Regions from separate parts of the Homo sapiens genome. Here all the other regions are linked to region 1. A link is a contact called in ENCODE Hi-C or POLR2A ChIA-PET data. All regions are on one chromosome and are shown on one strand. Each heading gives the region's core, a stretch centred on a gene start or an enhancer-like site at or near the end of the contact. The rest is flanking DNA. Distances are from core to core; before and after follow the strand shown.

What was found. Hi-C counts contacts between places; a loop is a spot of excess contacts on that map. ChIA-PET counts read pairs that join two places held with the same protein, here RNA polymerase II (POLR2A). Pooled maps may share reads with other maps.
Region 2: a loop to region 1 is called in a map of endothelial cell of umbilical vein, with 21 times the contacts of the local background. The contact joins the promoter of ATP5F1B here to the promoter of NABP2 in region 1. A Hi-C loop is called at or near these places in 1 of 168 maps with a recorded cell type or tissue (endothelial cell of umbilical vein), 9 of 37 single-sample maps with no recorded cell type and 16 of 50 pooled maps. POLR2A ChIA-PET finds 5 or more read pairs at or near these places in 7 of 52 experiments (HepG2, MCF 10A, WTC11 and 3 more).
Region 3: a pooled map shows a loop between it and region 1 (2.1-fold over the local background). The contact joins the promoter of RBMS2 here to the promoter of NABP2 in region 1. A Hi-C loop is called at or near these places in 1 of 50 pooled maps. POLR2A ChIA-PET finds 5 or more read pairs at or near these places in 3 of 52 experiments (HEK293, WTC11 and activated T-cell).

The regions. Positions count from the first base shown.
Region 1 is chr12:56,222,736-56,225,942 of GRCh38, forward strand. NABP2 (nucleic acid binding protein 2) reads left to right here and starts at 1,607. Exons shown (of 7, transcript NM_024068.4): 1 at 1,607-1,706; 2 at 2,099-2,200; 3 at 2,638-2,776; 4 at 2,889-2,960. The coding sequence starts at 2,122. RefSeq lists enhancers at 1-79, 80-1,013, 430-724 and a silencer at 1,456-1,695.
Region 2 is chr12:56,644,344-56,647,550 of GRCh38, forward strand. ATP5F1B (ATP synthase F1 subunit beta) reads right to left here and starts at 1,641. Exons shown (of 10, transcript NM_001686.4): 1 at 1,494-1,641; 2 at 828-1,010; 3 at 438-612. The coding sequence starts at 1,620. SNORD59A (small nucleolar RNA, C/D box 59A) reads right to left here and starts at 758; the gene lies at 684-758. RefSeq lists enhancers at 739-1,449, 1,399-1,728, 1,450-2,158.
Region 3 is chr12:56,520,362-56,523,568 of GRCh38, forward strand. RBMS2 (RNA binding motif single stranded interacting protein 2) reads left to right here and starts at 1,459. Exons shown (of 14, transcript NM_002898.4): 1 at 1,459-1,728. The coding sequence starts at 1,663. RefSeq lists an enhancer at 1,894-2,637.

The DNA of each region.
Region 1 (3,207 bases), core at 357-2,856:
ATAGTATGGTATTTATTGTGGACATTGGCTAAGCAAATGCTAATGCACATTAATACACACATACACACATATCTTTATGTAATTTGTTTATACACAACAATACAGAGCTAGCTACCTTTTGTGGACAATTTGACAGGTCCCAAAAGGAACTAAAGTTTCAGGCCTCCTTTCTGCTGTCTTCTAGCGGGACTCTGAGATAAGTAAGATAAGAGTAGTATGGCCGGGCGCGGTGGTTCATGCCTTTAATCCCAACACTTTGGGAGACCGAGGCTGGTGGATCACGAGGTCAGGAGTTTGAGCCCAGGCTGGCCAACGTGGTGAAACCCCGTCTCTACTAAAAATACAAAAAAAGTAGCCGGGCGTGGTGGCGGGCGCCTGTAATCCCAGCTACTCGGGAGGCTGAGACAGGAGAATCGCTTGAACCCGGGAGGCAGAGGTTGCATTGCAGTGAGCCGAGATCGCGCCACTGCACTCCAACCTGGGCGACAGAGCAAGACTCCTTTGCCGGGGTGGAGCGGTGGGGCGGGGCGGGGAAGAGTAGTATGGCCAGGTGCAGCGGCTCACGCCTGTAATCCTAGCACTTTGGGAGGACGAGGTGGGCGGATCCCTTGAGGTCATGAGTCCGAGACCAGCCTGGGAAACATGGCGAAACTGTCTCTACAAAAAAAATACAGAAATTAGCCGAGGGTGGTAGTGCGAACCTGTAGTACCAGCTACTACGGAGGCTGTGGTGGGAGGTTGCAGTAAGCCAAGATTGCACCACTACACTCCAGCCTGGGTTACACAGCGAGACCCTGTTTCAAAAAAAAAAAAAAAAGGGACTAACAATGTTTCTCTCTTTGTCGCAGGTTCCATTTCTTCCAAGAAGGGTGAGCCTGCCTTTTGTCTCTGGTGTAAATGCCACTTTTCCCAGAGACCTTGACCAAGCTGGGTAGTGCATTAAAGATGAGAACCCCAAATCAGGAACAAAGATAACGGTTAGAGCAATAAAAAGGGAGGAAACCGTGTGTGCCTACTGTGTGCAAGGCACTTTTTTAAATATAACTTCCGTTTTCTCGTAAGATGGAATTACATATTTTTTGTCTTTTTTTCCCTTTTTGTGGAGAATGGGGTCTCGTTATATTGCCCAGGCAGGTCTGGAACTCCTGGACTCATGCTATCCTCCAGCCTATGCCTCCCTACGTGCTGGGATTACAGGCGTGAGCCACCGCGCCTTGCGGAATTGGAATTACATATGTTTAAATAGTCGAGAAATGAAGTGAAGCATTGAGCCAGGATTCAAACTTTTGTCCGCCAGATTCCGAAGCCCTTGCTCCTTTTCCCATTGTGTCACTCTTTGGAAAGAAACGTCTTAGAACCTAAGTGCATTCTCCCTAGCCAAGTTAAGGAAAACTGGGGGCCCTGTGCGCCTTCTAGTGGTGGATTTTTCCCCCTACAGAGCCAACTATCTCCAAGGTTCCTTTAATACCTGAAATTCGCCCCCTTCGCGGCGCACGAGTCTCTGATCCCGATTGGCTGGGCAGGGCAGGCGGCGGGACGCAGGGCGCGCCCGGGCGGTGCTGATTGGCCGGAGGAGGCCAGCCGGGGGAAACTTCCGGGAATGTCCGCACTCCCGCGTTCCACGGGGCAGCATCCGGCGGCAGCGGAGCCTGTGGCTCCCCCTGCGGGCTGCTCAGCGGCGTGCACAGTCCTGCCGGCTGGCTTGGGTGGGTGGTGGGCTGCGGGTAGGGGAGGGGATGGACCGAGTCCCGGCTTGTCGGGATGAGGGTTCCGGAAGATCTGGCCAGTAAGATTCTACTCCCTGGCTGTGCACCGGGTTCCCTACCCCTGTCTACGTCGGCTCCGCCACTTCGCGGCTTGAGACTAAAAGAGCATCCCGGCAGGGGGCCTTCCAGCCCCAAAGCAGCCTGTCCAGAGACCCCCAAATTCTGATCCTGAAGTTGGAGGCCTCCGGGGATGTTCTTTTTTAATCTTTTAGAAGGGTTAGAGGGGTTGAGGCTGCCTGACCCCAGCCTAATGGGGTAGGTAGGCCTTGGGAAGTGGAGCATGGGGGCAAAGGATCCAAGCATTGAGCCTTCATCCTCTATTCCCCATCCAGTGGGGTGCCGAGGCTCAGGCAGCATGACGACGGAGACCTTTGTGAAGGATATCAAGCCTGGGCTCAAGAATCTGAACCTTATCTTCATTGTGCTGGAGACAGGTGTCTATACTGGGGTGGCGGGTTCGCGGGATGGGGGTCGGGGGCAGGAGGGGAAGAACGCTGTCTGCGTTCTTAACTTGCTATGGGGATGGCAAGGCAAGCTGCAAGACACTCCTCACTCCCAATCTCTTCGACCCTGGGACAGAAAGTTGCAGTCAGGTATAGGGTAGATAGAACTCTTGCCAGATCTAGACCTCCTGTGCGACGCGGGCCTCTTTCCACTCAGGGCCCTCTCCATGGTGCTGGCCCCTGAACTCCCACCTCCACCCTCCACCACCCCTTCCACAATCCCAACCCTTTATGCCCCAGGGATTTGGGCTTTCCCCTGTTTGTACACCTTTTCCCTCATTCCACCAATATCCACATCTCATCCTTCTGAGAGATACCACTCCATTTATTTGACCATCCTCCCACCTCGATTTATCTGTTCCGTTCAGGCCGAGTGACCAAGACAAAGGACGGGCATGAGGTTCGGACCTGCAAAGTGGCGGACAAAACAGGCAGCATCAATATCTCTGTCTGGGACGATGTTGGCAATCTGATCCAGCCTGGGGACATTATCCGGCTCACCAAAGGGTAAGTCAGCTGGTGACTTCTGGCCTTCCAAAGGCAACAACAATCAAGAGTGGGGTTAACAGTCCCTATAACACTTCTGAGTACTGAATTTTGCTTTTTTTGCCTCCCATAGGTACGCTTCAGTTTTCAAAGGTTGTCTGACACTATATACTGGCCGTGGGGGTGATCTGCAGAAGATTGGAGAGTAAGTGCTGTCTTGGGGATTGGGATGAAGAAGCACCAGGGCAAAGGGGTTTGCAAGGAGGCAGCATAGGGTGTGCAGTCCAAGCCTCATTTCTGGACTTTTTCTGTTTGTTTGTTTGTTTGTTTTGAGAAACAGTCTCTGTCGCTCAGGCTGGAGTACAGTGGCATGATCTGGGCTCACTGTAGCCTTGACCTCCCGGGGTCAGGTGATCCTCCCACATCAGCCTCCCAAGTAGCTGAGACTACAG
Region 2 (3,207 bases), core at 391-2,890, 420 kb after region 1:
ATGCCTGTTATCCCAGCACTTTGGGGGGCCGAGGTGGGGGGGGAATCACCCAAAATCAGGAGTTCGAGACCAGCCTGGCCAACATGGTGAAACCCCATCTGTACTAAAAATACAAAAATTAGCCGGGCATGATGGCATGCACCTGTAATCCCAGCTACTCAGGAGGCTGAGACAGGAGAATCACTTGAACCCAGGAGGTGGAGGTTGCAGTGAGTCGAGAGCGAAACTCCCTCTCAAAAAAAAAAACCTCAAGTAGTAGGCTTTTGTCAATCAGAAATTCTGCATCCTAATTTCTTCAGGTGAAACTGCACTGTGTGATTTTAATAATCGAACGTATCAGAAGAAAAATTCTGCTTTAGGAGAACATGTCACCTTAATGTGTAAAACTGCAAATAACAGAAGTTCCTTTGTGCATAGATGCAATAAGAGCAACTTACTGTTTGGTTTTGATGGGACCTCTTTCATCAATAGGTTCTCCAATGACATTCATGATTCTGCCCAAAGTCTCAGGACCAACAGGAATTTTGATTGGTGCACCAGAATCCAGTACTTTCTGGCCTCTAACCAAGCCTTCTGTACCATCCATAGCAATAGTCCTTACTGTGCTCTCACCTGTTAGATACAGGCATCGCAGGGTTATACATAAGGATAAATTGGTATCAAGACCTAAATCGACCAAGACTCCTTCTCAGTACCTAAATGTGGCTTCAGCAAACTCAGAAGAACGAAAGTCATTTTGATAAAATCATCATAGAAGGCAGACAGCTTGGTTTTGGGGATATTTGGGCTACACAAGGTCTTTACTATTCCTAACAAACTCTACTTACCCAAATGCTGGGCCACCTCCAAAACCAGTCTGGTCTCCCTGCCTTGCACTTCCAGGGCATTTAGAATTGGTGGTAGTCCCTCATCAAACTGGACGTCCACCACTGCGCCAATGACCGCCACGATGCGCCCGGTGGCGGCGCCTGCTTTTGGCGAAGGAGATGTTTGCGCCGCATAGTCCCTGACTAACAGACAAAAGATATTGGAAGGAGCTGGGGTCAGGCCAGTTAAAGGTCATCGGAAGCCAGGACTTAACACACAAGGAGAGGAAAACTCAGCCGAAGTCAGGCCTCTTTCCGCTTGTACGGAACGCGTGTCCAAGAGGGAAGGCCGCGCAGCGATCGATAAAGCGCCTGCACAGCCTTCCCATCCGCATGCACAAGACCCCATTTTTCGAGAGTTCAGTACCCCTATTCAACCGGAAGGTCAACGCACCTGCCCGCACCTTTTCCGTCACACAAAGGACTTTATACAAAATGGGACAGAGCTGGGTCGAAGAAACCTCCTATGGGTGTCCCATTCTTGTTCTCCAGCCATTAGAGAGCAAGACGCGGCTCCAGGCATCCTTTTAACACCACGGATCCCTTAGGCCCGAGCTACCATCGTTCCCCGGCTCAAGGTCATGGGGCGGCAAAATGGAACGTTAGCTCCTAGAGAAAAGCACTTACCAGGATGGACCGCCGTCGGAGCGGCCCGCAGTAAGAGCTGAGCTGGGGGCAGCGACGCTGAAGGGGTGAGTCTCCGCAAGGCCCCGGAGGCCGGAGCAGCGGCCACCCGACCCACAAACCCCAACATGGCGTAGTCCGGGTGGAGACTGAAGGCTGCAGCAACCGCAGCCGCCTGCTCTCCTGCCGTTGAGGCGAGGCCTACGCTGCAGTAGGCAGGTCCATTGGGTGAACTGGCTGCTCATCATTCTCTGTGCTGCTTCTACAGGTTAATACACGCTGATCTTCTCATCCATTGGTCAAAACTGGTGCTAATCTGAAACTCCTTTTTTTATTGGACAGTGTGAGGTTAGAGGGCGTCACTCTGAGCCTCAAAACTTAATTGGATCATAGCGACGTCCGTTGGACAGGGTAATCAGAGGAACTACGTTTAGGAAAGGGGCCGAGTTCCTGTTGAAAGTGCGTGGCCTGTCTTTGCCTGTCCTTGGGCTTTCTCCTTAGATAGGTCCTTGATCTAGGTGACAGCCATAGGGGCGGTGGTTAGGGAAGTGGTAGTGCGGTGAAGCACCACTGAAGGTGAGCGTGGCGAAGTCAGGAGCCCTCTTTAGAGCCAAAATAAGGTTTTTCTCTCGAAGTAGTGAGATTGCAAGCTCCCAGGCGATTGCACAGATTAGCAACCTAGACAGGATCTTTATCATTTAAACCTATTAAAATGAAATAAACTAATGTAACCAGTACTTTAGCAGGGCATTGAGGAGACTCAATAATAAGATAAATAAGACTAAGAACCTTCCTTTTAAGGTCCAGGTGAACAAACAATGCAATAATGTGATGGTTCCTGGTTAGCATAAACTGGGTGCACGAAAGACGAGGGGATAAAATTGGGTCACCTAGAGATACAGAATTGTCCACCTTGAAGGAAGCTGAGAGACCTCAGCTATGAAATGTGAATAGAAATTCTTAGGGTAGGCTGGGAGCGGTGGCTCACGCCTGTAATCCCAGTACTTTCGGAGGCCGAGGCAGGTGGATCACCTGAGGTCAGGAGTTCGAGACCAGCCTAGCTAACATGGTGAAACCCCGTCTCTACTAAAAATACAAAAATTAGCTGGGCGCGGTGGCTCACGCCTGTAATCCCAGCACTATGGGAGGCCAAGGCGGGCGGATCACGAGGTCAGGAGATCGAGACCATCCTGACTAACACAGTGAAACCCGGTCTCTACTAACAATACAAAAAATTAGCCGGGCGTGGTGGCGGGCGCCTGTAGTCCCAGCTACTTGGGAGGCTGAGGCAGGAGAATGGCGTAAATCCGAGAGGCGGAGCTTGCAGTGAGCCGAGATAGCGCCACTGCACTCCAGCTTGGGCGACAGAGTGAGACTCTCTAAAAAAATAAAATAAATATATAAAATAAAATAGGCTGGGCACGGTGGCTCACGCCTGTAATCCCAGCACTCTGGGAGGCCGAGGTGGGCAGATCATGAGGTCAAGCGATCTAGACCATCCTGGCCAACATGGTGAAACCCCGTCTCTACTAAAAATACAAAAATTAGCTGGGCGTGGTGGCGGGCGCCTGTAGTCCCAGCTACTCAGGAGGCTGAGGCAGGAGAATGGCGTGAACCTGGAAGGCGGAGGTTTCAATGAGCTGAGATCGTGCCACTGCACTCCAGCCTGGTGACAGAGCGAGACTCCGTCTCAAAAATAATAATAAAAAATAAATAA
Region 3 (3,207 bases), core at 209-2,708, 300 kb after region 1:
AGTGACACGGAAACTAGAATAGAGACCAGAACTTCATTTGAGGGAGGGTTTGGGCTTAATATTTGTTGTCACAAAACAGACAGGGTTAATTTATATCTCAAGAAACTACTTAGGATGGCAGCAAGGTGGCCTTATGAAGGGATTTGAAGGCTTTCATTTAACATCCCTATTGCACTTGGATTGGTAGGGGTTACTGGATATCATTCTTAAGTTTTTGGTTTCCTTTCTTGTTAAGGTTACGCCTACAAAGACATTCTTTGGAAACTAGTAGAGGTAAGTGTTGCAACTCTATTAGGTTCTTGACTCTGAAATTTGTATTCCTTCCTAAGAATTTTGTGTTTTTATTCTGTTGAAGCATATGCTTCTTAAGTATTTTTTTTTTTTAAACAGCTCAAAGACAACTCAAAGCAGACATCCCAACTGTAGACTTCAATTTAGACATAAACTCCAGGTTTGGTGAGTTACTGTAATTGTTTCAGTTTCATGGATCTTAAAGATGAGGAAATAGCAGGGTAAAGTGTTAAATAAGATAGCCTGCAATTGTTAGAGAAATAACAAGGCACCAAGTTTCATGATATAGTCCAGTCTGATAATTCCTTCTTAAGTATGAACTCATTCCTCGGAGAATCTGAAATAGGAGTGAGGGGCATCAGCCCATTGGTATGACCCAAGAGAAACACATCTAAGGATCTGAAACTAGTTATACCCCATACTCTGTTTTGCTTAGCTCTGCTCTTTGGTGTGTTCCTCTGTTTGTTCCTTTGTACATTAAGATCACTATAAATGGGCCAGGGGTGGTGGCTCATGCCTGTAATCCCAGCACTTTGGGAGGTTGAGTGGGTGGATCACTTGAGGTCAGGAGTTCGAGACCAGCCTGGCCAAGATGGCGAAACCCCGTCCCTACTAAAAAATACAAAAATCAGCTGGGTGTGGTGGTGGTCACCTGTAATCCCAGCTACTCGAGAGGCTGAGGCAGGAGAATTGCGGAAGGTGGAGGTTGCAGTGAGCCGGATCCGGGATTGCACCACTGCACTTCAGCCTGGGTGACAGACTAAAACTCTGTCTCAAAAAAAAAAAAAAAAAATCACTGTAAGTGTAAAGTAGGGGAAGCCCTGAGCTTATCTCACACACTCTAACTCTGTTTTTTTTTTTTTTTTTTTTTGCGTGTTCTCCAAGGCAATGTCTCAGGAGCCCCTTTAAAATCAAGCTTGAAATCTTATAGCTGAGATCTAAGGGTGGAAATAAAGCCCTCATTGTCTTTATATGAGAATCGGAACTTGTTCATAGAGGAAAGGGGATAAATTTGAAAGGGGTTAGACCTAAGAACTCTTCTTTCTAGCTTTAACTCCTGAGACTATGAAAAACAAACAAAAAAAAACATCTTGGGCATTAGGACCCAGTGGAAGTGCCTCTGCCTCATTCAGACTCTGTTAACTTCTCTCAGTGACGTAAAGGAGCAGCCCGAGCTCATTCTCTGCCCGCAGCCCCCCTTCATCTCTCTCCTCCTGCTCCTTTTCTCCTCCTTTCTCCTCCCCCTCCCTTTTTTCCTCCCTCCCTCTCCCCCTTTCCCTCGCTCCCCTCCTCCCTCCCTCCCCGTCTTTCTTACCCCCTCCCTTTCTCTCTCTCTCTCTCTCTCGCTCGTTCCCTAACATTAAAGAGAAAATGCTGCTATCCGTGACTTCCAGGCCCGGGATTTCGACTTTTGGCTACAATAGAAACAACAAGAAGGTAGGGAAAAGCGCTTTTTTGGTATCTAGCTACTTCTTTTTCTGGGGATCTTGCAATGCCCTTGGTTTTTACATTCTTTTTAAAGAGGGGAAGGGGCTTCCTCTCTCAAGATTCCTAATTCCTCACCGCGCTTCTCCCTTTTCCACTACTGCTTTCTGCATCTTTCCTCAACTGGTTCTGGAGTTCAGGGAACTTTCAGTCTCTGCGAGGCCTGAAAAGACAGGGGAATTAAAAACAAATCAAGCTTGCAAGTTTGTATCCTTATGAAATGAAGTTAGTTTGACTTCCTGCTGATGTATCAATCTCCACAAGGATAATATGTCATTTCAGACCCTGTCCCCCAGTCCACCCCACCCCACAAGATTATTTTATTTTTTGATTAACTGTTTCCATTCTCTCCCCAACCTTCCCTCCTACCCATACCACCAGTAGTATTAGATAGCTGAAATCATAGATAGTCAGAGAAACCACAACAGTTTATCAAGAGCTGGGTATACTCTTCTAGACTACAGATCCTACCCCACCCAGCCTATAGAGAAGGAGTCTTGAGAGACATCGCACCTTGGGATTAAGGCACAGAGCGCTGTGATACTTTGGATCTTGTATTTGAACTGATACTTGGACCTCTGCAGATAGCCAGACTTTGCAGTGATCCTAGGAGTCTTTATGATTAACCCATGGCTGCCAGAGAATTGTGCTGTCCTTGGGCACATGGGGAGAGATGGACAATCTTGTCCATATTTGACAAGGAATATATTTGGCAGTTTCTGGCATTTCAGGGCGCACAGCATACTGATTAGGAGGAATTTCATGCTGTAGCAGGAAGAAGACTCTTTACCCTCTCTTTGTGTTGTAGCTGTTCTTTGAAGAAAAAATGTGACATAGACATTTAGGGAATCTTTTGCTCATCTAATGGAATGTTGGAGGGTGAGGAACGATTCCTGCTGCTTTCTCATGTACCTAATGAGACCATTAGAGGTGGATTTAAACACAAGTGTCTGATCAATGCAGTGGGTAAATGTTTAGACCCAAAACACTTAATGTTGATTTATGGGCTTAGTCTGTGTGGTACTCATTTTGTTTATATCCTGAAGAAATATGGGTAGAGGGGAGAGGAAATGGGGAGCTATAGGTCAGAGGATACAAAGTAGTAGATATGTAGGATGAACAAATCCTGAGATCCAATGTACAACATGAGGACTATAGATGATAAAGTTGTACTGTATATGGGATTCATGCTAAATGAGCAGACTTTAGCTCCTCTTGCCACAAAAAGAAACAAAAGGGACAATTATGTGGGATGATTAATTTACTTCACTATAGTAACCTTTCTACTATCTATATGTATCCCGTAACATGTTGTATACCTTAAATATACACAATAAAATTTACTTTAAAAAAGAAATGAGGCTGGGCATGGTGGCTTATGCCTGTAATCCCAGCACTTGGGAGGCCAAGGTGGGTGGATCACTTGAGGTC